Regions from separate parts of the Homo sapiens genome. Here region 1 is linked to region 2. A link is a loop called in an ENCODE intact Hi-C map of the cell type or tissue named here. Cell type or tissue: heart right ventricle. All regions are shown on one strand. Each heading gives the region's core, and the rest is flanking DNA. Links, peaks and the distances in the headings are about the cores only. Region 1 has its middle 410 kb from the start of LINC00924. Region 2 holds the start of SCDAL (stem cell derived angiogenic lncRNA).

Region 1 (15,766 bases), core at 2,860-10,859, 510 kb after region 2:
ACGTGAGTTTTCAAAGTGTCAGAACAGCATCAGTGCTGATGTATAGGCCACAGTTGTTTCTCTCAAAAGGCCTTCAGAGCCCTCCCTTCTCCTCTGTTCCCTTCAAGTTGGGAATGATTCATCAGCTGGCCTTTAGCAAGAAAAGAGGCCAGCCTAGGGTCTCGGGCCTTTGACCTCTGTGAAGAGAAAGGTCACACTGAGAGCAACTGTGCAAGCTCCAAAGCTGGAGACACAGGCATAGAAACCCGAGGCGGAGGCGCCGGGCGAAACGGAGGGGGATGGTGGGAAAGAGTGGGAGTTTAGAAAAGTTAAGAGTATATTTCTAAGAGACTCAGTGGATCAGCTGACAACCGGGGTCAAGGGTCATATTTATGCTTGATTCCCTGAGCATGTTACAGTAACATCTGCTTGTTAAGAGTCTTTAGGGAGCCGGCCTGGGGACCAAGTGCTTCTGACCTCCTTCCACAAAAGGGGACAGGCTAAGAGATTAGGGGTTCCTATTAACGTCTGTGTTTGACTTAACGACTCTCCCCGCCCTCTCCTGGGTGTGATTTGTCAGCTTCACCCCATTTCATTTTATAATCTTGCTAAATATTTAAATGAGCCCCATGGTTGTCAGTGGAGCAGCATCTGAAACTGCAGAAAAGAAAATTAGATTTCTATGGGGAAAAATCTTAGTGAGAAGTATAGAATGAGAAAGATTAAGAGAGGAAGAACAAACCCAGGAACTGCTTTGTGTGGTAGAATGGAGTCATTTCACAAAAACTTGTCAACTTTTCACATCGCCAACAGAATAAAAAGTCAGTTGTAACTGTGTAACAAACTTCCTAACAAGAGAGACAATTTGATCATTCAGTCGTCAGGAGATTATAACTTGATGTGGTGTTTTGCCTCAGTCATTGATGTCCTAAACTCAACACGAGGACAGAACTCACCATCCACGGGAGGTTGAGCGGTGAACATTGATTTCACTCTTTTATTGACCTTTTTTTGTTTGAGTCACTTTTATGCTCTTTATGATCCTTTAAAAGTCTTAGGTTTTATTTTCTCCTGTCACCAAAGACAGGAGAAAATAAACAGATTTATAAATAAAGATAAGTACATTTTAAATGTGTAAAATGCCCTATTTCCAATGTCTCTGGCCAAATTAATAATTAATGAAATCATAAAGTAGTTACTGGAAAATGGGGGTGAAACAACAAAAAATGCACTAAGCTGCTAAATTCTTTTTATTTTTTTAAAAATTATTTTGTGAGTACATAGTTGGTGTGTATATGTATGGGGTACATGAGATATTTTAATGTAGGAATGCAGTAAATAATAACCACATCATGAAAAATGGGGTATCATCCCCTCAAGCACTTACCCTTTGTGTTACAAGCAATCCAATTATACTCTTTAACTTATAACATATACAATTATTATTGACTGTAGTTACCCTGTTGTGCTATCAAATACTAGGTTTTATTCATCTTTTCTATTGTTTTCTTACCCATTAACAATCCTCACTTGCCCCCAAATCCCCAAACCCCCACTACTTTTTTTTATTTCCCAGAAGAACATTTGTGTGTCTACTGGCATCTAAAACACACATTTTGCATTGGTTACAATTACTCAGGTTATGTGTTTCCATTTCCCATAAATTTTGCATGGAAGTTTCTGGAAGGACTCAGCTGGGTTTTATAAAATCCCTTGGTGCCACTGCCAGCTTTTATTTCAGAAGCATACATACTTGATGCCTTAACCACTAGCATGACTTTTTGTTTTAACCTAAGGCCTCCCATAGAGGAATAAAACCTGTGAGTGGGGGAAGAAGCTTAGAAAATAGAGGATATTATTTTTAGCTAGAAAAAAAGTAAAAATAATCGAGTGATATCACGTAACACCCGCTCTTCTGGGTTCCATGCATAACAAAGTTCATGCAGTCTAACTTTCCATGTAACTGCATGAAAACAATCTGTTTGCTATTTATATGCAATTGCCTTGGGGAAACCAGCCCCATGGAGGAGAATAGATTATTCCAAGGTGAATTGGATGTAAGCATATGGAGTCTCTTCAAAGGCAAGGTCTTGGATGTGTGTGTGTGTGTGTTCATGTGTGTGCACACGTGCACACTTGAGGTCAGGGTAGTTGGTGGTGGGGTGGGTGATGGGAGCTGTTCAAAACCACTTTCTGATTACAAATAATAAAAAAAAATTCAATCGGAAGTGCGTTCTGCCAAACTTCACAATAAACCTCCTAGCAGGACATTGAGATTTTCTTAATCAGGGTCAGACCCACAAGCATAAGGCCAACGAGTTCAGTGGGAAAAACGACTCTTCTTCCCAGTTTTTTTTTCTTTCTTTTTTTCTTTCATTTGGAAAGGACCTCCTCATATACATGCAGAGCAATTTTCCAGTACATTAACCCAGGAGGGATCCTCTCTCCGTCAGCTTAAGAGATAGGAAAGTTGAGAAACAGGGTGAAGGGAAGATGGATGGGCCTGGGATATGAGAGAGGACAGTTTTTCCACTGTCCTGCCCTGTACACCTAGGACAAAGACTTCATTGACTGCAGTGCTTGACATCAGCCTCATAAACTAGTCAGCACAAAAGGTCTGACACTTGAAAGTACCAGTCCCTGCCTTCTTTCTATTGCAGCTGTGCACGGGGGTTGGGCCCAACAGTGGTGTCCCTTTGTCAGCCCATAGGACAAGAGGTGAAGATAAATAGTGTTGACTTTAATGTAGTCACACAATTTTGCTATTTCCCAAAAGACAACATTTCCTCCCAGGCCTCACATCACGGCCCCAGGAGAAAGAACTATCTTCCCTTTAGTTGGGGAGTAAGGGTGGACTGGGCTGGGATCCTGATGAGGGTGTGGAGTGGACATGTGGCTTGAGGGAAAAGGGTAGATGAAGGACAAGTGCAGAGTCATGGGATCTGCTCCTTATCCTCTCTGGGGAGATGGTTTGGTTTTCATGCATTCCAGCTTGGTCACAGTGGTTTCTTTCGTTTTCTCGAGTTCTTTGGAAATGGCCCCAGAGGGAGAAAATGCACACAGGAAGGAAGACTGAAAACATGAAGAATTGTATGATTTAAAAGAGTTTTAAAAACCACTGTGGTATCTTTCTGTTTATCACAAAGCCAGAAAGTAAAATGCTTCCCTGAGAGCTTTTTGGTAATATGACTTTAAAACAAGCACTGGAGTAGATGCCAGAATTCAAGAATCCTTTGTGCTGAAGGGAGGAATTGATCAGGTGTGTGGTCCGCTGCATGAGATTGTTGTTATAATTATTCATTATTTGGCTGGGCATCAGCATAGGTAACAAGTTTTTGTATTATTTCCTCCAGTGTCAGGGAAGGAAAAATTTGAAATACTGAACACAGAACTCACCATTGGGGCTTGATGGGTTATGACCAAGTTAGATCGGCTGCACAGAGGCTCACCCTGCCTGAACGCCACCTTAACTCCCTTAACTACTCTGACTGCAGAACGCCACTCTGATTCTGCCTTTTCTCTCTCTAGAGAGACTATCTGGAAGATAACATGTGAGCCATCCCCAGTCATAAGCATCTGTCTGCAGTCGGAGCTCTTCATGGTCAAAGTGGACGCCAAGAGCTTAGAGCATTCAGGCTCTAAAGAGCAATCTAAAAGTATCTTAGGTGCAGAACAAGGGAAATGTGGAGGCTCAAATACTTATAGACCCCTCATGGTCAGGCTGAAGCAAAGTCAGAACTGAGACATAAACGCCAGAGGGGAGTTCTATTTAACCACCAACAGCCGAACTCAGATCAATCACACGTTAGCTGGGTTTAACAACTGGCGGAATTTTCTTTTTCATTCCCCTGTCAAGCTGACAAGGTTGGAGCTTCCTTCTACTGATGGGCACCTCATTGTGTCATTTGAGCATATCCTTTAGAAGTTACTGATCCTGGTCGGGCACGGTGGCTCATGCCTGTAAGCCTAGCACTTTGGGAGGCCAAGGTGGGTGGATCACCTGAGTTCAGGAGTTCAAGACCAGCCTGGCCAACATAGGGAAACCCTGTCTCTACTAAAAACACAAAAATTAGCCGGGCTTGTTGGCGTGCGCCTGTAATCCCAGCTTCTCAGGAGGCTGAGGCAGGAGAACTGCTTGAACCCTGGAGGCACAAGTTGTAGTGAGCTGAGATTGTGCCACTGCACTCCAGCCTGGGCAACAGAGTGAGACTCTGTCTCAAAAAAATACACCATGGAATACCATGCAGCCATAAAAAATGATGAGTTCATGTCCTTTGTAGGGACATGGATGAAATTGGAAATCATCATTCTCAGTAAACTATCGCAAAAACAAAAAACCAAACACCACATATTCTCACTCATAGGTGGGAATTGAACAATGAGATCACATGGACACAGGAAGGGGAATATCACACTGTGGGGACTGTGGTGGGGTAGGGGGAGGAGGGAGGGATAGCACTGGGAGATATACCTAATGCTAGATGACGAGTTAGTGGGTGCAGCGCACCAGCATGGCACATGTATACATATGTAACTAACCTGCACAATGTGCACATGTACCCTAAAACTTAAAGTATAATAAAAAAATAAATAAAAAAATAAAGTTACTGATCCGAGGTATTTTTAAAACTCCATTGTATACAACTCTGCTACAATCTCATTCTAGAGATCATTTCTTGAGGCTAAGATTTAAAGACGTTTCCTTTGATGAGAAAATGGTTGAGATTGGATTTTTTTTCTATGAATCTTTTCACAGAAAAATGAATAGTTGCAATTTGGGAAAACAAATTTCTTGAAAGTAGAGAAAGTACTGACCGGCTTCCCATTCATATCAGTTTAACCTTCTTTTTAGGAGAATACTATACATAACTGATGCATCTCTTCATGAACTTGGAGTATATATTTTGAACTTACCGTGGCTTGCTTTTAAATGGTTATCTGGCAATAATTTTGACCTACTGGTACATGCTTCATGATTTGAAGAAGGCGGGTTTTAACAATTGTCTATTACTTTTGGAATTCATTATGAGTAGGATATACTTATGTTTATTTATCCTTAAGTAGAACCTGATTGTTCCAAAAACCTACTAGTTATCTCCGAATGCCACCCCCGTCTCCATATCTCAGGTCTGTTTTCTGGGGAGACGGCAGCGTGGACCGAATTATGCCCATCTACCTCTGCCTAGTCAACTGCCCCCTTCCTATTCTCAAGGCCTGAGTTCCATCCTCTTCTGGGCTCTCAAACATAGAGTGTCACTTGGCAACTCAGACATGAAAGTGCTGAGCTTCTTTGTAGCAGAGGAAAAAACAGCTGAATATGATCAGACAGAAACTCCAGTTTGAAGGTGTAGGAAAGAGAAGAGGTTAGGGGTGCTTCAAAAGAATATGCATGTGATGCTGCGGCATGAGCTACTGGAAAATTTGCTATGCTTTTCTGTGTCTTTGGATGCTTCTTTTAGCCCACTCTTCCCAGAGGGCCCATGCTTCCACAGGTTTTCAGTGCCAACCAATGTCTAAAATAGAGGGGGAACTCTCTGAGTAGCTCTCCTCACAAACACAAAGTGATTGAAATTGTTTCTCCTCTTTCTCTTCCCCACCCCATTCACTCCCTGTGCTCTGACTCAACACGTAGGAAGAACTCTCCACCACAGGTTATCCTGCAGAACCTAGAGGTGAGAAGGTCCCTCAGTGTTTTCCTTTTGAGCTCTTCTGCCTGAAAAGAAACAAGGCAGTTGGGAAAATTCATGATTTGGGTTCTGGGGAGACCTCAGTTCTAGTTCATGCTCTTTTAATTGAACTTGGGTAACCATTTAGCACCCCCTCCTCAGTTTTTTTATCTGTGAAATGGGCAAACTAGACTTAAATCTGAGTGATTATTTCTTTCTGTTTTACTCCCTAAGTTCTAACAGTGACCTGAATCGTAAGTACTCATGGAAAACAAATGAGAACGTGGTTAAGAAAACAAACAGATGTTAAAGAGTATAATCTCACTGAAGGTATTAGAAAGGCCAGTGAATTTGATGTGTGTACATGACCAAGCACTTCCTCCACTCTATCTTTAGGCCTGTGTCGTGGAATTGGAATTAATATGTCTTTGGAGTTTTTGTAGTTCTACTTGAGGACACATAGTTTTGTAACAGCACCATTAAAAACTGACTTTCCAGGCAGAGATTTCAGCATGCAGATGCCCCCGTGGGATTCAGCAATTGGCCTGGCGTCCATAGTCTGAATCAGAGTTTAAAAATTCTTTAAAATAAACAGTGGTGTTCTGGCTTGTTGAAGGTCTTACTTTCTGGGGGGAAAAAAAACCACCTCTATTTTTGCTTGCATGGTATAAAGCCTTTATTTTAGGTAAAATGCGTATTTCAGTCCATCTGTATTTATGCCGATGCGGGCTGTGGACACCACTGTGACTCTGGTCTTTGTACTGGGAGCTGAATTGAGTGGCGAGGGCCTTTCTTTGTTTCTCACTGACTTTGTCTCTGAGAGCTAGACTATTGCTGCAGATAAAATGAAAAGATATTGTTTTTAGATCCAAAGATGGAAGAACTCCCTCTGTGCAGAGAAACCAAGTAGAACCAAGGGTGTAGATGCATCATCAGAAAAAGAGTGGCTGGATTGGTTTTGTTCCTCTCTTCACTGATGCTGGCACCAAGAGACTTCTGCTAAGAGCTTATGATTATCTATGCACCTTGATGCCAACTTTATGCAGACAAAGTTCAGTTGAATTAGGGAGCTAGTTGTTGTTTCTCGTTCTCTAGTTGTTTTTTCCTCACTGATCCAACCTCACATGATAATAACTTAGTAAACACGTCTACTTTGACATCCTGCAAACCTCAAACTTAACATATCTGAAACTCAGTTCCTGTCACTGATTAGAAACAAAAGCAAGGGTGGAGAGGGGCTCTGCTTTCTGTTTCATTTCCAATATGTATTATTCTCATTGTCTTTGTTGTCTAAACTCAGAAATTGAGCCTTGCTTCTGAATTTTTTCTTCTCTCTCTTGCTTCCTATGTGTTAACAATGATTCAATCCCATTGACTCTTTCTTCCATCTATGACCTGATTCTATCCTTTCTATTTTTGTTGCCCCATTTAATAAAAGTTCTCAGATTTTTGTGCCTATACTACTGCAATAACCTTCTGAGTTCCCTTTTTTATCATTTACCCAATATCATTCCTGCTGCAACTGTCTCTCTTCTTCTTATGCTTCCATGGTTTATGCCTCATCTTGCTTTTTCACCCAGACTGAGATACTTTCTATTCCCTCATTCATTTCACCTGACATTCTTCAGCAATCCCACTTTGATCCTTCTATGAGCCCAGTAAACACTTTTCCTCCAGATCCTAATTGTACCATGAAGATTTACCATATGCTTCACTATTTTCCTTTGAGAAAACAGATACAATATTCAATGTAGTCTTCTAGGAGCTCTTAGAATTATGAACAAAATTACATGAAGATGATAAATCTGGTCAGAAAGTTAGGTATAGACATAGGTAGTCATAATAATAATAATAATATTGACACTGGTTATCATTGATTGAGTAGCTCTCATGTGCCAGAAAATATCCTAAGCATTTTATTGTCATTGACCCATTTAATTCTACGATAACTCAGTGGGGGTTGGTCCTCAGTATCCCATTTCACAGATGTGAAAACAGATTCAGGCAGGTTCAGTACAAGGAGCACATATTTTAAAGGAGCTCCAGAGAATTATGAAAGCCCAGCAGAAGGATGACTGCCATCCAGTTGGGAGAAGGGTTGTAAAAGAGGTGATAAAAGTAAAGGAAAGTGATTTGGTATTTTCCACTTAGTTAATGAGAAATGCTACATTTTTTAGTCTTACATTTTTATAGTTCTGTGAGTTCAGGTTTTGCTTGTAACTGGATGGTAAGCTCCTTGAGGATGGGTATTAATTCTTTTTTCTGCTCCACAGCATCTAATCCAGTGCTTTTCATATAGTAAGTGCATGTTGATTGAAAATGAACTCTCTTTTGTAATTCTGAGCACAAAGGTGCTGCATTCCAGTTTTTGCTGTTATTGTTACAGTTCTAGGTATATACTCTGAATTAGCTGCTACTTTGATTGTTGGGAGTTAGGTTGCTTAGCAATACACGATGTATATGTCAATATAATTATAATAATATTATTTTCAGATTTTTAATTTATTAAGAAACACTTTTGGACCTGTTTTTCCCTACTTATCCTATACAAAAGTATTTGCTAAGCAGAGTTTGATTTACAATGGAAAGGATTAGAGCTGGTATAGGTGAGCTGGTGTAAGCTGTGAATGACTTTCACAGAAGTATTACTATTCTCTAGATTTTCTCATCCTGGTAGTGCATCCTTTTTCATGCGTCAAGTGACTTTCTCACAGGGTTGTTGAGAGGATTAAATGAAATAATAAAAAAAAAGTAAAGCAATTAGAACAGAGTCCAGCACATAGTAATGTTATATTGGTGTTAAATATCACCATCGCCATATTCACTATCATCATCATTGTCCTCCTCATCATCATCATCGTCATCACTCATGTCCACACATCTTTAAATGCCATTGGATATCAGTGACCAAAATGATGACCTTAGTTTCAGTACTAATATCAATACTGCCCTTGGTTGTGTGGTCTTAGGAGGATTTATAATAATAGATTTACCTAATCTTCCCAGAGCAAAGACAGATGTATTTTATTAATATACAACTAGTGTCATCACTTCTCATATATCATATACGACATTCTTCTTGGGGGAGGATGCAGGGTCCTCTTCTTGGAAAAAGTATCTATGACTCCATGGACACACATCCACTCACTTCCTATGTGGCCTTCACTCAGTATCCTTGATCAAAAGTGGATTCCATTCACATTCCATTCAATAAATACAGCTATTTTAAAGGTCACTTGAAAGTTACTAACAAGTAATAGCTCTGAAATGTGTGAAATAAAATTGAATTTATGATTGATTAGCAACTTTTTTCACAAATAATTTTATCTTCAAATTAAATGTAATTAACTGTTACAAAAGAGAAGTTATTTGTGATTTAAATGAAAAACAAATTTAGGATAAAACATACTTTGCTAGTGATCCATTTGTTCTTTCCAAGGGTAAATAACACATATTTGTATGAAGAGAACTATTATAATTTTAATAATACCTGTTGAGATATTCCTGTCCTAAAAGCTGCATGTTCAAAAATATTGATTTGGTAGTTTTCTTCCTGAATTTTCCTGAAGTAAACCTAATGTAGCGTTTTGGGTGCAGTGGCAATCACTAAGCACGTGGTTCTTTCAGTTCAACTTTCCTGTAATGCATATTCTTTTTAGTAAAATTTATTGCCTATAATACAATAAAATTTAAAAATAAAAGAGATTTAAAAGAAAGTCTTCATAAAAGTAAAATAAAAATCATTGGAAGAGAGGCAACATGAGTCTTCCTAGTTCACCCTTTACTTTTTAATTGAAAATCAGACAAAGGTGGAAGAAATACAAACTCAAAATAAGGTTAAAAATGATTAAATACATGTTATTTTTAATTCATTATCCTTACTACTCTCCTATTGCTGCTGGCTGAGGTTTGGGATCCCTGGAGTAGAGAAGTGTTCCTCTTTCTTAAAGTACTTCCTTAAACAAGAGTGCCGTTGAAACCTAAAGCAGTGTTCAGGTGATTTTGATGAGAATTACTGACTGTGTATTGTTTTTTCTTAGATATGGTGGTAATCTTTATAAGTAATAGTTATTACCAAGCTATTTTAAGAATTATTGATATAATAAATTCATTGTTTTTTTCTGATTTTAATCAATGTGTGATCAAAAGAAATCATAAATAAGGTCTGCATCAACTAGAACTAAGTCTCATAAAAGCACAAACTCAAGAGTAGGTTTGAAAATGAATTTGTGTACCTTAACACTCAAATTTGTTTCTGTTTGGGGTTTTAAAATATACAGTTTTCTGAGTATTCGAAAAATTACAAGACTCAATATAGAAATTTCAGAATTTGAAAGACCATATAAAGATTACTTTATTATAATCCTTCAAGGGGAAACTTGGTTAGAATTATTTCTATTTTAATTCTTCATAAATGGTGTATACAGGGAACATGCAAATATTTAACAATCAGTCTGCATAGGCATTGATCAATAGGAAGCATTGCTACATGTAAATAGTCAATCTGGATGAGTTATTCTTTGCTGAATATCATCTCTGCTGTGTGTAAACATATATATGTTAATAATGCATGCATTTACAAGTTTATATATTTGCTATAATGCATACATATATAATATACAGTCTTATAAATTTATACACTTTGAATGTAATAATTACAATTTTGATATTTAGACTATTCCTACTATTGTTTAGTTCTGATTAATCTGTGAAAAGAGAATAGTTACTAGGCAAATTAGAAATGCAAATTGGATTGATGGGGAGTATGAATTTTTAAACTACTCAACGAATACCTTCAAATCACCTGTTTATTAGCAATGACTATGCAAGTATAAATCATTCTTATCAAGAAGAAGTGAAGCTCAGAGAAAAACTTTTGCAGGACAATATTTTCTTATCACTGACAGGGTTACAGCATAGAATTTTAAATAACCTGCATGGCTTTTAAAGCTATTTGTTTGCATTCTTCACCAGTTAATTCTTTTCTTTCAGCGCCATGCCCAAGCAGTAAGTCCAAAGAAGTAAATATTTTACCTTATTGACATTTTATTTTACAATCTAACTTCCTTGTTAGAAAGGCAACTGAGCATACGTAGAATGAATTTAACAAACTTTTTCTTTAAGAGGTAAAATTATGTGTATATAATTTTATGTGTATATATGTGTATATATGTGTATATAATATGTGTATATAATCTCAATAGAAACATTGAGATTGTATCAGTACCAAATAACAGTGGAAGTTTTACAGATTTCCTTGAGGAGTTAAGTTCACCTTGCAGCTTGCACGTTAAGATATTCTCTTCCAAATGAGTACTCCTTAAATTATAAATCCACGAAGGAATCAAAATATTATCAAGACATCAGAAGGAAAGTAAAGAGTTCCACCTTTTTGCTTGTTCTTTTCAAGGAGTTTGTCTTGAGAATTCAGAAGGGTTCTTATAAGAAATACATGGGCTCATGCCAAGTGTTGGACTTTTTGATATTGGAGTGACCAGTGTACTCACCTTATTCTGAAGGAGGATCTCTTTGTTATAACATATCCACCTACATGATTTGGTTATTAGAAAAGAACACTTAACAGAGCAGTTCTTGAAATGCTGAAGCCTAATAAAAAATCAACTGAAGATTAGGTTTCAACACAAACTTAACACTTCATCACAGGTGGTAGCAGATCACAGAGTGCATTACGGAATAGCTTTGCCTCTCATTTGATGTGAAGGTGCTATGAGAGCACACGCTTTTACATTTATTTACACCCCAAAATGTCCTGTAACAGGAAATTCACTCCATCAGAGAAGAGCGATTTCTATACTCATTTGTGTTTGAAACATGAAAACAACATAACAGCTGCATGCTGCATTGAATAAAGAAGATACACATGCATTTAAATCACTTATATCTTACTTTTTTATGATGCATTTGTGAATTATGTTCTTTTTGCATCTGTAATTAGAGGGCAGAACAGATGGCGAAGGCTTCGTTTAAAGTGATATGTCCATTAAAATAACCTGTGCTGCCAAATGATTGTTCACTGTAACAGGGTATTCATTCACTATGGCAGGCACTTTGCTGTACTGAAATATGTTGCAAAGGCCCCTGGACTATACATGACGCTTATTATTTTTAAGGCTTTCCAATAAAAGGGTTCACTGTAGCACAGCTAGCTTTGTACCTCATTTATCTTCTGAGCATATGTTTTACTATATTGTTCTAATTAAAAAGTGACCTTGTATATAATGATCAGAACTCAGTGCTGAAAATGATTCATATAGGAGCTGGGGATATGAGAAGACAGTCCAAGCCATATTAAACTTGGCAGTGAGAGGGGAATGGGGGTGGTGGATTGTGGGGGAGAAAACCTTTTCCCAAGGTCAGAAGTGCAAAGAGTTCAGGAAAATCAGTTTATCTCTAGGACTAACAACCTCTTATTGCACATTATTCAGGGAGACTTTTGAAAAAAAAAACAAGAATAAAAACTAAAGGATAAAGGTCATCATAAAGTTTGTTGCGAAACTCATATAAAATTAAGCTATTTTGCATTCAGCCAAAGCATATTGACCTCTATGTTGTTCAAAGCTACTAAAGATGCACTTTGTTTTGCTTCGCTTTGTCAAGATATGTTAGAATTTTTTTTGGCATACCAGATTCTGTCTGCTATCATCATAAATATTATTGAACTTTCATTTTTATCACCTTGTAAGGACAAAGAGCTTTCAAACATCATTTTTTAGAATGCTGAGAACTCGGCAAAATAGTTATAATTTCTACACAATGAAGGAGAAAACGGCTTTAGAAAGATCATGAGAGTGGCTCTAGTTATCCAGTTGGTAAAGGCACTTAAAAATTATAAAAATAAACAATAGAAGACAACACAGATGACTTATTGGTGTAATTTCTGGGAAAAAGACTTTCTAAATCAAAACTGATGAAAAAAATCTAAATCACATGTTATAAATTTCACTAACAAAATTAAAATGCAAACATCTAAGTAGAAGAAAATATGTATAACTGACATGAAAGGAAAATTATTATCCTTAATATGTGAAGAACACATACAAATCAGCAAGAAAAGTTCTGAGAATCCCAGCTGGAGGGCAAGGGTAAAACCAGTTAGTTTAGAGGAGGAAATACAAAGCAATAATTAAGATAATAAATGTGTTCAACTTTATTTGTAATCAAACTATTTTAAAATAAGCAACAGAAAGTAATGTTTTCAACTAAAACTCTTAGGAGCCATTTTCAAAATGTTCAGTCACCTCTGGTGAAGACTCAGTAATATGGCAGTGTGGTTAAGAAAACTCGTTTTGGAAACTCGTGTCTAAAAAGCATTTGATTAATTTGTATCAAAAACATTAAAAATTGCATGCATTTTATCCCTCCATTCTACTTTTATAAGCAAGCACTACTAAGGAATCAAGCAGCAATGTGGATGCAGCTTTGTGAATTAGGATGTTAACAATAGTGTTATTTATTGATATTAAGAAAACTTGGAAACCACCTAAATACCAACACTTGAGTGATGGTTTGGCAAATTTTAATATTTGCATATAATGCCCAAATATTTCAACATTAAAAATAATGTTCTTAAAATTTGGGTTCTGTTTGCCTGCAAGGAAGAAATTCTATATAAAGTTGACTTGCATATAATTTTGCATTCCAAAATTCATTATGAAAATTTATTTCTGGCAAACTGAATTCTGTCGCTCAAGCATTCTCTTAAATTTTGGTTCCTCAATGGGAGATTCTCATACTTTGGCAGGTTTTCTGCACCAGCCTTTTTGTGAGTAGTTAATGATCTGTAAACAACCGTTTAAAGGCACCAGGGGAGTTCAGCACTTAGAAGAATTCTGTAGGGAACTCTTTTGTGAAAAGAAAAATCTTTGGGTAATACAAATATTCGTCCCTAAACAATTTTTATTTGTTTTAAATTTTACTTTAAAATCCTTTAGGTGGAGCTACCAATCATCATAAGAGTATTTTTATTTCTGAAAAAAAAAAAATCACTCCCATTTTACCAAAATAAATGTTTCCCCATCTTCTTTAGGAAATTTTAATTTGGCACTGTAATGAGAGGGTGCACTGCGGAAGTGGAGAAATTTCTCAATGACAATGGCTTGGTCTTCAGATTATTTGCGTTGCTATTTATGGAATTCTATAAATATTCTTACAATCTTTTATTTATTTAACTTAATTAAATTTATTTATTTATTTATTTTGAGACAGAGTCTTATTCTGTTGCCCAGGCTGGAGTGCACAGGCACGATCTCAGCTCACCACAACTTCCGCCTCCCAGGTTCAAGCAATTGGTATGCCTCAGCCTCCCCAGTAGCTGGGACTACAAGTGTGTGCCACCACATCTGGCTAATTATTGAATTTTTAGTAGAGACGGGGTTTCGCCGTGTCGGCCAGGCTGGTTTCCAACTCCTGGCCTCAAGTGTTCCTCCTGCCTTGGCCTCCAAAAGTGCTGGGCTTAGAGGCATGAGCCACCACGTCCGGCCATATTCTTCCAGTATTTTAATGAGCATTGGTGATGTTGTGTGGAGCTTAGAAGTGAAGCAGCAAGCACAGTTAAATCGAGTAGGCTTTCCTGGGTCCTGCATGCTTGGAAAGAACTTAGAAATACCCATGAGGTCTATGCTGCTATGGAGGCACTGCAGAAAATCACAGTTCCCCCTCATGCGAGGTGCTATAAGAGTAGGGAACTGGATTTCCATGCGTAGACTTCCTGCTTAACTCTCAGGCAATCTCCCAGAGTCCCAAAATGTCCCAGTGTGGACTAAGATGATAAATAACACCAATTGTATAAGAAAATCACAAAGATTAACAAGACAGTAATATTGAAATGATTTTCAATCTTGTACAGGGAAATTGAGCACTTATGTGTTTTCACTGCTTTCTTGTCAGTTTCATCCCAGATTGTAAAATTCTATGGAACAGGTGCGAGGATGCCGGGCGCAGTGGCTCACGCCTGTAATCCTAGTACTTTGTGCTTTGGAGGCTGAGGCAGGCAGATCGCTGGAGCTCAGGATTTCGAGACCAGCCTGGGCAACATGGTGAAACCCTGTCTCTACTAAAAATACAAAAATTAGCCAGAGTGATAGCACACACTGGTAATCCAAGCTACTTGGGAGGCTGAGGTGGGAAGATCGCTTGAGCTTAGGAGGTGGGAGGTTGCAGTGAGCCAAGATGGTGGCCACTGCACTCCAGCCTGGGCAACAGAGTGAGACCCTGGCTCCAAAAACAAAAACAAAAACAAAAACACAGGTGCCAGACCACATTCACCTTTTCTTTTCCAGGACTTCTACTCTAGATACTGCCTGAGAGTCCACACTTCTGTATTTTATAAGTAGGTATTTTCTTCTCTTTCACTGGGCTGTGCATAAAGTACCTGCGTATAGTTTCTGAGTAAAGTGTTATTATATTTTAAGCTCTTTGGAGGATGGCCATATATTCCGAGGATCAATAGTTCTGCCAGTGTTTATGCTATTTTTATTTATCAGCATCTTCTCCATCATCATTAACTACTTCACACAAGGCCTGGACTAAATTTAAAGATGCTGTACCTATCCAGTAGGATCTAAGAATCTAGTCCCTTCATGAAACAATATGACTAATCAGTAACAGAGATTAAGTATTCAGCATTCCAGATTCTTTTTCACAGATGTAAAAATATTCCAGAAATATTTTTTATTGATTTAAAATGGAATGAGGCATAAAAACAGTACAGAACTAATACAGAATAAAAAATAGCTGAATATACATTGAAATGTGGTTGCCAAATATGCCTAGAGAAAATGGGTCTTTTGTGTTTTTCTATTACGAAAACTCAATTTTAAAATATCAATATTTTACGCTTTCATTTTTGATCTCTGACCAAGCTATTTGTCAATGTTGGAATGGTGTTCTGCAACCACTCCTTCTATGCCTTTACATTGTGAAATGGGTCTTGGCTGGTCATTCTTTTTCATCGAGTGCATCTATCTTTCTAGGTTAAGACTTTCTGTCTTTACCTCCCAAAAGGTTACATCTATAATAATTGTGTTATTCTACCTGCCATTGACCGTTTCTCAATTGTTCTAACTCAAGTATTTGTGGTTTTTCAGAAGGAATATGCTTCC
Region 2 (15,766 bases), core at 7,313-15,312:
AGTCGTGGCCTCAGGCCTTCGCCCACCCTGCGGACCGCTCCGCCTAGGTGGGTCTGAGCGCTCCCGATTTTCCGCTCAGAGGCTTTAGGAACCCCGAGTTAACATTGCTCGGTGGCCGCTGCCTCGCTGCGTGGACGCGGCGGCGGATGCGCTCGGTGGCGAAAACCCGGGCGCGCTGCCGTACCTTGGAGCGCCACCTCGCTGCAGAAACTGGAATGACGCCGCCAAGCCTCCCAGCCTGCGGCAGCCTAATTGTACGTCACCCGGACTTTTTCCGTAATCGAAACCCTCAGAGAAGCCGCAACGCACAGGTCTTCTGACGGGTTAAAAACCATTATCTGTGACCGACAGATCCCACAGTGGCTGCATTGGGATGAAGGGAAAATAACAGAAGAAGGAGAAAAATATATAGGCACAATTTCACCAAGTCTAAAGTAGTCACTCAAGCTGGGGAGCTGCTTTCCTAGAAAGGAGAAGATAAATGAGACGTGGTCTTTAGGAAGCCACTAGTTCGGGCCCCGTGTATTTCCGGCCATTCAGCTGCGGCCAGTGCAGATGTCTCCCATGAGGTGGTGCCTATAAAGTCATCCCTTCCCAATTATGATTTCCACCAAAATTCATTTATTCTGGTCAGTCCAGCATTAGAGGGGTTCTGCAGTGCCAGTCTCCAGCCTACTGGGACACTGTACCCACAGCTTTTGGCTTTGCTGACTAAATAACCACAAAATATAGCCCCCAACACGTACACCTGTCCGCCGGTGAAAGTAGCAACTGGCAAGAATTGCAAATTACACAGCCTCTCTTTCCAAGGTGCAACTGGGCATTTGACACTATTTTATCCAGTTGATAACTTAACAGGTTTGCCGCAATCTTATATCCACACGACCATAAAATATACAGAAAATTTAACCCACTTATATGGTGAGCCTTTGCTTCAATGTGTCTTCAAAGTGCACCATCCCAGAGATGGGTGTTATAAGTTAAAACAAATGTTACATGCCAAACATGGTTTTAAAAATACAGCATCTCTGTCATGGTCCAGTGAGGATTTGTGTGGTTTCTTTGTTTTGAAGGGAGGTACAGAACCTTTATTTAATGTAGTTTTTATTACAAAGTTCAAATCCTTTTTTTTAAAAGGAGCTCTGTGGATCCTACAAATAATGGGAGCTGAACTGGGGACTATAGGGTGGAGATAGAGTTTATCTGGTGTTGTATAAGCCCCTGTATTTCCCTGCCTGAGCAATCCCAACATAGAGATCGCTTCTTGAAACTCCGCAGTCCCCTGAGTTAGCGGGGTGAGCCCCCAAAGGGCAGGCAGGGGATAGCGTGAGTGCCCCTTCTCCCTGTAACCAGGGCTCCTCCTTGCTGATTAGGAGCTCTCAGATCTTGCTCAGAAATTACACGGCTGCGCCAGGAAAATAGCCAGGTTGGCTTTCTGGCTGGTTTGTCTCTTCTCCATCAGGCTAGGAAAGATTCCTGTGAGACCACACAGGAGAAAGGCCCCAATTTCCTAGCAGGACTTCAGTGAGCATCCCTAGTAACTGCCAGCTAAGGAGGGGTGGCCCGGGCCCTGGGGGTCTTGAGGCCTAGGCATGGGGGTGGGGGTGAGAGTTGGTGCTAACATGGGGAGAAGGCAGCTGATGAGAGATAATGGGAGCTCAGAGGGAATTCCCAAGAGGGTCCTGGGGCCCACTGAGGGCCAGCAGTGAGGAACTAGGACAAAAACCGAGGAGAGGAAGGCATAGGAAATGATAGGTGTGAACCTGCACGCCTACAGTTTGGAAAAGGAGTTCTAAACTGGAAAAGGTTTTGTGTGTCTCTCTCTTTCTGTCTCTCTCTCTCTTCCCCCCCTCCACCCCCTTCTTCTCTCCCTTCATTTCTCTCTTCTCCACCCCTTCCTCTTCTCACATTCAGGTTTTCTGGGGTTTTTTTCGCCCAATAATGCCTGGAGATGAAAAATGATTTTTGTTGCTATTACACTTCCTACCGCAAGATGCAGTGCAAGGCGGCTGAGTTTGTATTACAACTATGTCACAATGTTTCACTGATGCAAAACATGTAGCCAGAGGGTGTTGCTAATGACTCCTGGATTAGAGTGAGATTGAGACTGGGAGAAAAAGAAAAAGAGAGAACAAGAGACAGAGGAAGGGAGGAGAGAGAAGAATGTCATTAGAGAACGAGGAAAATCACTGTATAATCACCTCTAATAATCTAATCAGGATATTTTCAGATTTCAAGGTTCTCTCCATGCTTAAGAGTGTGAGCTAGAGAGAGACCATTATCCTTTTAAACACCACAAAGGTTTTTTTGCATGTTAATAACTATTAATTATGTTTACAGCCAGTTAAGTGAAGAACTCTCCTTTGGAAAGAAACTTTGGAAAACGCTTAATAGCAGATTAAAGCCTTTTCCTGGAGCCGAGGTCGCTTGGAGGGAGGTGGGGGCCGGGTAATCACCCAAGGGTGTGCGGAGCCCGAGGCGGCTAGCAGAGGCTCAACGCCCCCGCCAGTGGTCGTGCACACAAATGTGCAAACGCCTGTGACGGGCTGCGGGGACCCAGGGTGCCCCGTCGGACCCGTGGCGGAACTCCTAGGCGCAGCCAGCCGCACGGGCTCGGCTTCCGCTCGGTCTTGGCAAAAATGTCCCTCCGGGCTCCGAACTCCCCGGCGCCCTCCCCCGAGACCAGCTCTATTTAGGGAAGCCGGAGGTTTCGCGGTTCCTACCGTGGCCCAGGCCGGTCCCACCGCCCAGCAGTCCGCTTCTGCCCCCCGGGGCACAGCAAGGAGGGCGTTCCCTCGGGGCTGCGGCCCTTTGAACCCGGGGAGCCCTCGGCTCTCGCCAGGACTCGCGGAGCTCGCTCGGGGCCCGGCTGCGGAGCCGAGTGTGGGTGGCGGGTGGGGTTGAAGGCGAGTGGGGGAGGCAGGAGGGGATGGAGGGGCGGGGGCGGGAGCCGGGCGTTAAGCCTGGAAGCTTGGCTGTTTACCCAAACGATTTTCCTTTCAGACCCGAGACGCCAATGAGACAAGATCAAACTCCCCTTCTCGTAGTGCGTGTGTGGGGTGTGTGTGTGTGTGTGTGGGTGGGTGGGTGTGTGTCCTCTTCCAGGAGGGGTTTTGTGAATGGGGGCTCCAGGACATCGGCTGGGAGGGACCAGAGGCCAGCCCGGGCACAGCGCCTCCTCCCGGGGACTGGGAGAAGCCGGTCGGAGGGCGCGAGGTCTGAGCGCACCGGAGGGCGCGGCGCCCCAGACACAGTGGTCCGCTGGGAGAGAAGCGAACAACAGGAACACAGGCCACGGAGGGCCAGGGGCCGCGTCCCCAAAGGCCCAGCCAGGAGACACATGGTCGTGTGCAGGAGGGGGAGGGGGAGAATAATAGGAATCACATCCTTCTTCTAGTCCCTTAATTTCCGATCCCTCCAAAGCCACTGGTTTCTTCCCGACTCCCTCGCTCGAGATCTATTAGCTGCAAATTAGGCCAAGGTTTTGGCGATTACGGTGCAATTCAGACCGAGCGACACGCGCCGCCTGGCCTGCGCCTGGGTCTCTCTCTTCGCACTGCAAAATGGTTAGAAACGAAGAGAGGATGGGTAGCCTATATGATAAGGATGGGTAGCCTATATTGATAACACATTGGTCATTTTAAAAAGGGCCCCGGTCGAAGAATATCCATCAGCCTGGGGGATCTGGGGAAGAGGGAAGAGGAGACGAGCAGGCTGAAGTCTGAGCTACGGCACAGCAGGTCACAATAGTCCTGGGCACTACTCCTGCAGCCGCTCTGGGGACGAACCGGGACTAAAATCTCGTTTAAACAACAACAACAGTATTAATATCATTGATAGTAAAAAGAATCAGAAGGCAGCATATTTATTTATTAAGATCATAAATGATTAAAATCTGGTTACATGAACATTGTATGTATAGTTAATGGCACTACCTCCCACAACTCACTGCTCACCGAAGGCCGATTAAAGGCTTAACTAAAGAATTCTTTCTGGAAGAAAAAGGTGTCATTGTGGTGCTCTGACTCAGCCTCTATTGCTTCTTCTGCGTCAGCCTGCCCCTAGGTGCCCCCCACTCTTCCCACACATGCATCCCTTACTGAATGATTCTCTCTTTTTTAACTGACCAACCACCATCTCCCTGTCCAGAATATTCTTATTTAACCAGAATTCCCCTCCTCTAGTGCTGACATGGATGGGGCATATTAGGGACCTGCTAACCCTTCTTCAGGCCTCTGTGTCTCCTGCTCAGGTGTCCCAGGCCTGGAAAACACCCCGAGGGGGGGACTCTAGGGGCCTCTGGCTTTCTCCCGCATGTCAAGGGTGGAGGGCTGCAGCTCCAGGGCTCAGAGGGAGCGAGGCAGCTGATGGGCCTCTGGGTATGAGTGGCGGTGCTTAAGGACCTAGCTAGGCATGTTGTTGGCCTGGAATAAATGTGTGTGAGAGGGGAGATGCTCACGGAGGAAACCGGATGTGCCTAAAAATGATTGACACCGCCAATCTAACACTTATTAAGCGCTTACTATGTGCCAGTCACTGTGTCCACATCTCTGGGGACTCCAAGCCTGAGGACAAACCACTGTGGCCAAGGGTAGGCCTCTGAACCGGGTGGCTGGGCCAGGGCAGGCAGACAGCCAGATAGGTGTCCTTGTGTGGCTGAGGTCAAGGTTTCCGCTTCCCCTTCCGTCCCAGGGTGGAATCCAGGAGCCAGACCAAGGCCTCCTCCCCACCTGCCCGCGGTCGTCCCCTGACAACCAGTCCGTCCAGTGTTGCCACGAGCTGTGCGGACTTCCAGGCCAGAGGAGAGGTCAACAGGTTCTAGCCACGTTCGCTCTTCTTCGCGCTGAAGTCCTTAAACGAACGTAGACTGGGCCGAGAGGGCCGCGGAGGCCAGGCTCGGGCAGATGGGGAGCGCTTAGTGCGCCAAGGCCAAGCCCACAGCCAGGCCAGGAGCCCTGCGTCCTGTGCCTCCTCCCGCTCGGGTCGCGGCAACTCTGCACCAGGCGAGGTGCGCCTCCCTCGCGGTGCCAGAGGGCGCTTGACTGACTCCCGGGCTTCAGCAGCCGAGAAGGCGGCCCCCGGCTTTCGCGGCCTGGTGCGCACCCAGGGCAGGGGCCAGGCGCGGCACTCAGGCCGCCCTCCACGCCCCACCCCCCCGGGGTGTTCTAGCCTCCAGCTCCAGGCCGCCAGAACGGGAGAGTTTTGCTCCATTCTCTGACTCTTCCTCCCATCCCCCTAACGCTGGAGGCTGAGACTCGCTGGTGACCCAGTGCCGTGCCCCGTGAGAGTGGAAAAAAGCAGGCGCTGCTCTCTGTCTGGAGACAAAAGGCCTCTGCGTTCAGGCTCCCTCGGGCCTGGCCACTAGGTCTTTGGCACGGGCTTCCACCTATGCAGAGGAAGCAGGAGCAGGTGAAAGCGGCGATGCAGCGAGGGCTCAGCCAGCGAGTCTTAATTGATCCCAGAAACTGAACACCTCCGAATCCACGGGCATAGCGACCGGGCATCTGCTGCAGAAATACGCAGTCTACCCCCAGCACCCCTCTGCAGCCCTCATCCAGCCATCTTCCTATAAAGGGGCCCCTGGTTGCCAGTTTTTTCCTTCTAGTCTGATTGCAAATCACCTGGCAGCTAGAAACCCTCGCCCCCTGATATCGACCTGCAGAGGTTACTCCTTTCCCTAAAAACGACTCTGGCTTGCTTTCTTCTACTAGCCCCACGGGAGAATTCACTGGTTTTTACATTAAAAAACAGAAACAAAAAAACTTTAAACTCTCTCTGGGTGTCAGATGTGGTTGGAACTCTCCGAGTCTCCTGGTTCACCACACTCTCTGCTGCTCCTGAAAAGCGAGTCCTCTGAAGTAGTCTTTTCCTGCAGTCTATCATTTCGGTATTACAAATAACTACCGTGGAGCGAGAAATACCCCCGGCTTGAGAATATTGATAGATGATAGTGGCGATATTCACAATCGATCCCCTAATAGGCAGACGTCATAAATCATGTTCAACGCCCTGACAGCAGAGTACTTCACTTAATAATATAATTAAGATTAAAACTCGAGAGGTATTGGAGGCAGCGGGTATTGATAGCTTCAAAAATTACATTCTGGATATGACGATGGCACGGAAAAGGACCTTGGGAAACTATAACCCCACTCCCCAAAAGTGGAGTCTTCTGGCTGCCCCTGTCTTGTGCTGAGCCCCTCCCACCCTCCTGTCCCTGCACACACTTTTTTCCCCACCAGTAACCCAAATCTCCCATAGGTCTGAGCAGAGAGTAGGCCCACTCTTTCTCAGAAATGCTATCCAGTAGGATAAGAATTAATAGGGTTCGAATGAGTTTCTTGGATTTAGGAACTGTTTAAAAATTCATTCCTTCAGCCTTGAATATTCAGTTTAAAAAAAAATGTTCAGGAGAGCAAGGAAATGATGCCGTTTTGTTCTTTCAATACAAATAGGTTCCTGAACAAAGTTTTCAAAATTACATATAAATAACTGAATATATGGAGATATGCCAGTCCACTTCATCCCCGAAACTTAACTGCCTGTACACCTTCCCAGAACCTCGGGCCTCAGGACAAAACCCCAAACTTCACATTAAGAGTAAAAGCAGAGTGGTCAGATCCCCTGCAGCAGTGATAGTCTGCTCTTTGCTTCATGAGTAGAACTGATGATAAGTCCGGCTGAAATTATTTCAGAGTGGAATATTAATCAAATCAATCAGAGCTGACAAATGAGAAATACTTGAAAGTCAGTGGTAATTTACAACTTTGTTATTGGTTAAAAATCTTTTGCCTTGTAACAGTAATTAATAATGCTTAGAAAAGAACGATTTGGAAATCCCCTTCTCATTCTTTTTATTTTTCTCTGGCTCTTAAAGAAGGAAAGAGAGAAAGGAAGCAAATGAGTGATCAGTAGAAACAGGAAAAACACTGAGTCGTTTGTGGGGAGAACAAAACTGGAAAATATAAAAGAAAGGGAAAAAAGATTAACCCCATGGGAGGCCATCAGGAAATAAAGAAAATACAGGAGGAGGGGTAGTAAATCAGAAAATGAATTCTGTAACCATACCCCATGAGCAGGCTGGCTAAAGGTTGAATTTCAAATGGCCCAGAAACCCCATCAAAATGAACAGTGCTGCTAAAATATCTTGAAAGTAGCTCAGCTCTGAATCCAGGCAGAGCTCAGGGCATTGTCTGTTTTGTTGTTGTTAACAATGTATTTCTTTATGGCCCAGGAGCAGCCGTGTGCAGGCTTTCCCAAATTCAATCCCTGGAGACCAGACTGGCTTTCATGTTTCTGGTGTTAACTCTTCTTTTGGTCATAGCCAATCCCCCCACCCACCCGTCTTACATTGATTATTAGATTGTCTCAGCCCCACCTAAAAAACACACCCAAATAATGACTTGTTGAAGAACTATAAATCTTTTCGGCCTCTGAGTTTGGAAAACCATTTCAGTGAAAAGGCTTTGCTGTGAAATGCTAAAGAAATTCCTAACCTTCTGCTCACTGAGGAAGAGCTGCTACTTTTATTTGCTGAGCTTTAATTTGTTGGATGGGGAAATTTTTCAGGTTGGTAAAAAAGGATGGAGGGGAAAAAACAACTTTTGCAAACTTTATCTGGTCTGTATTATAAGCCCCAGTTTTGTCTCACTGAACCCAAGCTGGGTCTACAAAAAGTAGCTAGAGATTGAGATTTATTGGTCTCTAAATGAAAAGATTCATTTGATATAAGAGGTTAACTCAAAGTTCCTACACCGTGACTAGCTTCAGCAAATGCCTTTGTTGGGTCAGCACAAAAGCAGTTCAAAGAAATCTTAAAAACACACCGAGATATAGACACACAAACACATTGTCCCACTTAAGCCACAAATGCAATTCTCTTTTCTTTGTCATTTTTTTTCTGTCATTACAAACCTCCAGCTTCTTCCTAAATGGCTGGGATGGTCTCCCCCAACCCATCAAACTTTGCCATTTTGTATCTTTTGCTTTTGCTAGAACTCAATGAAAGAATGAGGGGGTATGAGAAAGTAAAAGGGGGGAAGTGAACTAATTTGGATAAAGCAGAACACTTTGTAAATGAGGTGCATTGAGGCTAGAGAGATACAGATGGAGGAGAGGGGCTCTAGGATTAAAAATAGGCATACTGGTTGGAAACTGATGAAATGGGTTTTCAGCGATCAGTCTATGGATTCAATAGGAACCTGGCAGAATGTAAGGTTGTGATGAGGAGACCACGAGTGAGAGTGAATTCGTCAGAAAGAGTGAGAAGGGAGAAAATAGCAGCAAGGACCTGAGATCCCTTGCAAGGAGCAGACTATGGAGATGCTAATGAGGGAAAATTAACCTTCGGGTTGGGTCTGTGACATGGGCCTTCCACTGAATGTCTGATCCAGGGGCTGCCAGCAGCTTCCCTCTGCACCAGCGAAATGAGATAATCGCTCTGAAACCTCCCAACCTTGGTGCAAGCAAGCTCTGAGACTGTTGTGGGGAGCAGAATGTAACTAACAGCTCCTTCCAAAGAGACAAACAAATAGCAACTAGGACCACAACCAGGCGCCAGAGCAAACCTGCAGTTGTGGGTACATTTGTTCAACTCCAGAGCCCCTCTAGGCTGGCACATTGAAGGAAGGGAGGAGCAGGTATGGAAAACGAAAAAATATCTTCATCTCTGTTTGTTCCAGTCTGTCGCCAAAGGCCCTGGATAACCGGGCCTCAGTGAGGCAACACAAGGGATAAATGGATTTTATCTCCAGGAGCGTGGCCACTGGGCCAGGGGATTATTGCTTAGCCAGAGAAAATGTAGTGGGGAGGGGAATAAAGAAAAGAGAGAAGTTGAGGAGGACAGACACAAAAACAAACAAACAAAAAAAATTCAAAGGGAAATTCTGAAAGTGGTTTCCTGTCACATACACTGAGACATTAAAACACACACACACACACACACACACACACACGGATTTTATTAAACAAACAAGCCAACAACCAAACGCACATCAAAACTACATTTGCTCCTGCTGTCATAGGAAAAGAGGGTTTGGAATGATTGTAGGGTTCTGGTAGGAACCCTTCTGGCCTTTACTACTATCAGTACCTCCCCATCCCCTCACCCCCCGCCCCAGCATTTTCATAAACGCTCTGAAGTCCCCGCTGGAGAAGGGGCCGCACTAGAGGCTGCAAGCAAGGGGAGGACTCCCTGTTGGAGGCGAAGGGGTCATGTTTCCAAGTAGAGACATCAGCAAACCACAATCTTAGTGACAGTGACAGCGCAAAATTATGTTTAATGTTGCAAGGGGGAAAGGGGAAATATAAAATTAGCGCAAAGAAAATGTTTCCCAGACCTTCCTCACAATTAGGGCATACGGATGGGCACAACGGCGGGGTCGACAGTGGGGATGGTGGGGCCTAGCCGGGCGACCGTGTTGGGTGGAGGCAAAGGCCGGAGTCCTCACTCCCCAGGAGGAAAAGGAAAGCTTCTGGAGAGAGATTAATGACACTCCGCCCAATCACTTCACTGGGTTCGGAACCTTTTTTGCAGAAGAGGGGATGTTCTAGATTTCCCATCCTGGCGGAGATGACAGTTCAACGACCGGCCTACTCAGTCCCAAAGCCACAGGGCGTTTTAATTAGTGATGAGGCTGGTGGAGGGGCTGGCGGAGCCTGGAAGGCGGAGAAGGAAATGCGGAGGGGGAGACGCACAGCCCCAGACCCCTCCCCCTCCTCGCCGGAGCCTCGGGAGCTGTAGGCAGAGGATGCTGAAGCGAAGTAAGAATTACTTAATAAATTAGCTGCCCCTCTTTAGAACTTGCTGTCAGCCCCGCCTCGGCAGCCGCACGTAGGCGAGCGAGACCCCACTGCCTTCTCACTACGCCCCTGGATCTCCATAGGCGCACCCCCACCCCCAACCAGGGTCTTGGACAGGCAGACAGCCGACAGCCCAAGGGATTGGCCCAGAGAGGGCCAGGGAGGTGGGAACGGTGGCATTTTCAAGGAGGAAGCAGTTTCTGTTCAGTGCGGGAGATTATTTCCTCAGCTGCTTATTTAAAGAGACAGAGATGAGAGAGAGAGAAAGAGAGGTTGATTCCCTTCTTGTTGTGGTTATAAAAAATTTAATTTTGCCTTTGTCTAGAAAGCACTGTATTATTGTGATTATTAAACAACATCGTTTCCCTTCTCACTGCCAGGCAAGGGAAGGGGGAAGAAAGAGAGAGGATTAAGGAACATTTATTTAAAAAATAATACATATTACAAATAAGTGTATTTTTAAAAACTAAACCAGGCAGATAAAGGCAGATGAGAAACTGCAATGAGAGAAAGGGGCGGGGGGAGAAAATCGTTTGATTATTTAAAGGCTAATCTAGGCAGAAGAATCAGAAAAAAGAAACTTGGGAAAATAAGGCAGCTGCCATTTCCTACGTGTTAGCTACATGACTTGAAAAAAAATAGGAAAAGAAGCTATTCTTAGGTATAGCCAGGGTTGTAGTTTTATACTTTGATTTTAGCAACAAGTATGAAAAGATCTAAACTAATTGATTGCTGAGTTCCTTGGCCCTTTTCCAAAGAGCAATATAGATTTAATTGTATGTTGCTTAAAACTCCATTTCTCGAACAGTGTGAAGCATGTAATAAAAGTCATAAACCGTATCGGAGATTTTTTTTCCCCCACAAGCATAAATACCCAACTGACACTTGGAAATCTTAGCTAATACTCCTTATGGGTTAAAACAAAACAACAAAAAACAACAACAAAAAAGGCATCTGTGAGGGGGAGCCACATAATAAAATCCAAACTGTTAATCCATTTTAACTCATTCAAAAGAACCTGCAGTTGCGGATGGGTGTTTTGCAGAGGCGGGGCTGGGGTGAAGATACCCCACATCAGACACCTGATCTGCTCAAATTCGGTCCATCTAAACCACTCTCCCCTAAAGGAAAGAAGTCTGGCCTACAAAAAGACACCAGAAATATCTCCACCAGAGAAAATGGATCTGAAAGTTGCAGCCGAACTGCCTGGCCAGAACTCTCTGGCCAAGAGACAGGGAAGCCACTCCGCGGCTTTCGCTCTCCGCTGCCCCTAGCCTGGCATCCCCCAAGGAAAGAGACCGGCCTGGAGAGGCCGTGGGAGCGCTCCAAAGCGGCGCGGCAAAATCCACCCCTCTCCCCCTCCTAGGCAGCTCCCCCTTTCCCATTGTCCTCCGTTATCCCTGACCCCCAGTTGCTGTTGGGGTCCAAAACCACCCGCGGCTCCCCCTCGGCCAGCTGTATGCTGCAGAAGCGAAGAGTCCCGGCCACGCCTGCGATTTGGTCGGAGATCTGCCGCTGCAGCCAAGTTCGCGGCCGCCATCAAGCTGGCGGCTGCGCGCGTCTCGGGCCGTGCCCTGGCGTGGCCACGCGGGCCGGCTGCAGGCGGAGATCTGTAAAAATCCACGTGAGCCGCCCCCTCCTCCTGCTGCCCGCGGCCCCTGACACTGCAGCATTGAAGCCTGCCCGGAGGTCCCCGAGGTCTCCGAGTGTGACAGTACTCAGCATAGCGGGTAGATGGCACAATTTTCTAACATTTAGAGAGAGGAACCCACGCTGGGAGCAATAAGTCCATTTAAAAGCCCTTTATTTAAAAGGAACAAAGATAACTGACAAGCGAAGTACAGAGACATCTCAATGAAATTTCCAAAGAAGAAAGAGAAATCAGAGGCTAAAGCAAATGCGAACTGGGCTTGATGGAACAGGCCAGCACTTTCCTCCCCCTCAAAAGGAGAGCAGATAAAAGACAAAAAGAAAGAGGTGGTGGTCATTGGGTCTGTGCGGTAAGGATCACAGACCAAACCAAATTCTAAAAGTCCACAGCCACTAAACTTTAAAATGGCCGGGTGGCCTCGGTGGGGGAAGGTGAAGGAGAAGCTAGATCAGTTTGGGGGAAAGAGATATGGAAGTTTTGCCCCTGCCTTGGAGGCTCTTCCCCAACCTTTGATAACAGGTATCTCTGCTTTGGCTTGGGGTCTAGGGAGCCCCAGGAGGATGGGCAGGCAAGGCATTCGTTCTGGGCACATCTGAGCCCTTCCAAGGGGCTGGGCACCACAGGCTTCTGTCCTACAGCCACGTTTCCTACAATGGGGCCCAGGGCTGGGCCGAGTCAGCCACGATCCCAGACACTAAGATTTGGTCAAAAGCAGGGCACTTAAGCTCACACTCAGAGACTTGGGTACAATTGTGCCCCTTCCAAACTAAGAAGGGCACGATGGCACCCACTGATGTCTCCTGGCAACGCCAAGACAGCCCACACTTCATCTTGTGCTCTGGCACCGCCACCACCCTCTCCCTCCCCACCAAACCTACACGCCAGATCGATCCCCCTTGCCAGGAGAGCCTCAAGCTGAGAGGAGGAAACAGAGGAGGGGGCGAGAGGCCAAGGGATCCGTGAGGCCACCTCTCTGGTCATCCGGGCCGGCCTCTGGCCCCCAGCGACCCTGGCCAAGCAGGACCAGCGGTGGGAAGGGGCACGGCAGCTATCGTCCGCAGGGGGTCAAATGATTGCATTTGGGTGGGTGCTCGCCGACATATTTGCTGAGTAAACCTCCCTCGCTGGGCTGAAGGCGAATCCCCGTTGATAAATCCATCATTACCGTTCGGATTCAGGGAGGCAGCCGCGCCACTAAATTCATCTTACATTCGTAGCGCTTTAATAGACATTTATGAAATGCTTTTAGAGAGAGGCATGGGGTGCGTGATTACATCCTAGTTATAGACAGAACATAAAGACCCACGTTAACACCCATTTGCAGGAAGGAAGGAAAAGGTGGGGAGGGGGTGGTAAGGCAGAGAGATGAAGTGAGGAGAGGCAAGGAGAGATGGGGCGGGCAGGGGCACGGTGTCTAGGCGTTATTAACGAGGGCTGCCTGGCGGGAGCCTCGGAAAGTGACAGGCTGCGGAGAGAAGTACTCGCTCCCCTCGCAGTTCCTGGGGCTTCCCTTCCCTTGCCCCCCACCCACAATCCCCCCGTGGTGGGCTCGTATTCTCTCTGCCAGGGAACAAGGGACGCCGCACTGCCTCCGCCGACCCTTCTGTCCCTCCAACCCCCACTGCTTCTTCACTTTATTCCAGGCCTCTCCAACTTCGACCCTTTGGAGTGGCCAAACCAGAAAGAGAAGGGAGGGAGTCCCCGCATGCCGAGGACCCCAAGAACTCCTTTAAAGCATCCTCTTCACCCCACCTCACCCCCAACCCAGAGAGCAACAGAGCTGGGCCAGGTTCCTGCAGCAGAAAGCAGACGCCCAGGCCACCGGGCGGAGTACATCTGCTTGCTCAGAGGGTTCCTTGGCCTGGCAGTCTTTGCGGAAGGACCCCCTGCTCTGCGCCAGGAGGAAGCCATGCCACTTTCGCGCCTTCCATCATCTCGTGCCTGGGAACTTGCCCTGGACTTGCCCCGCGCCCCCCGACCTCATCCTCAGGGAGCTGCTCCTGTAGGGATGCCTGGGCCTCCAAAGGGCCTAACGCCTTCCTGAGGGCCCCATTAGCTTCGCCTAGAAGCCCAGTCCCCGAGCTTTGCCGGCTCTGCGCGCGCTCTCACCGCGCCCTCGCTCCCCCGGGACGCAGCCACCGACCCGGGCCGGGACAGCAGCCGGCAGGACTCCGGGCCCTCCCTGGCTCTTGGTAAAGAACACTTCCGCTATCTCAAAGTTGCCATAAGAAAATAAATACAAGTGACATTGTACTGGGCCAAAGCTCATTAGTTCGTTGTCCAGGCCTAATAAAGGAACAGAAGCGCAAATTATAGAGTTCAGCTTCAACACACGCTCTGTCACCCGAGATCAGCGCACCGCGAGCCTGATTCCAATTGCTCCGAACTTGCAGCGCAGTTCGCCCCCCACCCCCTCCTCTCAAGCAGGAGGTTGGGTGGAAAAATATAGTTCCAAAGGGGGTAATGATCAAGCTTTTCCTCTCGGAAGCCTGCGCCACCTCATTTCCCATCAGTAATCCCAATAAAATTAACGTCGTGGCTGCAATTGAAAAGAGGAGGGCCCGCAACACTCCTGAAATAACACACTCTCCCCAGCAAAAGGTAAAAAGCAAAACGGCCCTTTGTTCAGCTAATTAACGAAGGCCCAACTCCGAAAGCAGATGTGTTTGCTTAGCTAATCACAAGCATGTTTCTTTCAAGGAACGTCATTTCGAGGGGGCCGCTCCGGGGGAGATGGGATAGAGGGACACCACCCCCCAGGCCCATTCTGCCTCGGGTCTCTCACCCCGGTCTAAGATCCAGAGGCTGAATCCAGGCAGCCCGTCTTTCACACCTTTCTTCCCCTCAGCCCTACCCCAGAGGCCCCATAGGCAGAGACTTCAGCGCTAGCCCCAAGGCCAAACCTGCAAGACACGAGGGGGAGAAAAATAAAAGTTTTAATGACACAGATGCCATATTAAATGAGGCAGTTTTACAATTCACTTTGAATAGGACGCTAACTTATTACAAGTGTGTTATCAGAAGGACGATAAGATTTACAACTCCAAGAGTCAGCTTTGCGCCTTAATGACAATGGATGTTAAGAGGAGGAAATCTGTTCTCTATTAGAGGAGATGAGAATCCCTTCCCGGGTTTGGGGGCATTTACAGAGGCCTCCAGGACAGATACCAAGCCCTTTGTGTCTCTGTATGAAAGATTCTCTCTTTCCCCTTTGGCTATGAAATAGGGTCTCCTTGTTGGGTTAGCACCTTGCTCAGCTTTTTACCGTGTGCTTGGGATAGAAAAAACAGAAGGAAAACGAGATAGAATTGGGGATGGAGATAGAGGTGGGGTGGGGAGCGGTTCTTAGCCCTCTGGTTCCTCCAGTAGTACTACTTCCCGGTCTTTCTTTACCATACAAAAAATAGCTTTCCCCTAAACCAACACAGTAAGCAAACTTTAAAAAACTGAGGTCCTATTACAAACCAACGCCCAGCACTAACTGCTTTAAAATTACTGCATAATTAGATTTAGTTGAATTTCACCATTAATTAGGCAGCCGCACTGCAGGGAGCCTTTGAAATCTGAGAAAATGGGAAAAATCATCTGAAGCACGTTTTTTAAGCCCAACTTCAATAAATCTTGACGAGGCCTGGAATTCAGAGAGTATCCCAGGCGGCTGAGGGAGAGGGTTGTCCAGGCCGGGGCTGGGGATGGAGCTGGACGTGGCGGGGCGATATCCCATCCGCCCGAGAAGGGAGCCTGGGCCCGGATCCACTATCTCTGCAGAGGCCCTCAGAAGACCCTCTCTAGGAGGCCAGGTCTGTCCCACGGCCGCCCTTGCCCACTCTCAAACCTATTAGAGAAAGAGGGTCCTCCGCTGCAGTCGCTCTCCTGCCAGGGGCACAGTCCACGCGGGCTCACACATTTCTAGGGTCTGCGACCACCCGCCTGGAACCGGCCCTCAGCCCCTGCTAGACCCTCCCACCCCCCAATCAACCCTCCGCCCGGAAAGCCTCCTTTCCCACAACTTGGGCGTGCAAAAGCAGCAAGTTCTGCCCAAGTCCAGCGGGGTTCGCATTCCGCCCTCCCCACCGCGCCCCAGCTCCGCTCGGGCCCGCGCAAACCCCGGCGCAGCCCCTGCATTAATGAGCGCGAGAACTGACCGAGGTCTGTAAAGACCGTCCTCTTCCCATCCCCCTATACCATTCAAACATTTAAGATCATTTGCGGATACAGACTTTTTATTTTTCTAATTTGGTTCTTGGAAGGAGAGGGGACAGGAAATCAACTCTCCTGAATATGGGAGGGGGAGGGGAGAAGGTACAGCGTTAC

The links. Hi-C counts contacts between places; a loop is a spot of excess contacts. Peaks named below come from ENCODE experiments on the same cell type or tissue, not always from the same donor. Only the 100,000 strongest peaks of a DNase experiment are listed, where the experiment ranks them.
Region 1: a loop joins it to region 2, with 2.9 times the contacts of the local background. A loop is called at or near these places in 2 of 110 quality-filtered maps.

The regions. Positions count from the first base shown.
Region 1 is chr15:95,830,545-95,846,310 of GRCh38, reverse strand. No RefSeq gene overlaps it. Among named protein-coding and RNA genes, the nearest start is that of LINC00924, 410 kb to the right of the region's middle. RefSeq lists an enhancer at 6,822-6,881. In heart right ventricle, for the core only: no CTCF peak of the experiment used is centred there; a DNase peak (open chromatin) is centred at 6,180; H3K27ac peaks cover 3,953 bases.
Region 2 is chr15:96,341,470-96,357,235 of GRCh38, reverse strand. SCDAL (stem cell derived angiogenic lncRNA) reads right to left here and starts at 14,339. Exons shown (of 2, transcript NR_198964.1): 1 at 14,238-14,339; 2 at 11,592-12,671. LOC101927263 (a long non-coding RNA gene) reads right to left here and starts at 5,883. Exons shown (of 5, transcript XR_007064788.1): 1 at 5,826-5,883; 2 at 5,241-5,728; 3 at 2,724-3,457. RefSeq lists enhancers at 2,085-2,984, 14,836-15,355, 15,356-15,766. In heart right ventricle, for the core only: a CTCF peak has its summit at 11,530; DNase peaks (open chromatin) are centred at 9,765, 11,125, 11,435, 13,485 and 4 weaker places; H3K4me3 peaks cover 7,401 bases; H3K27ac peaks cover 7,785 bases; H3K27me3 peaks cover 6,341 bases.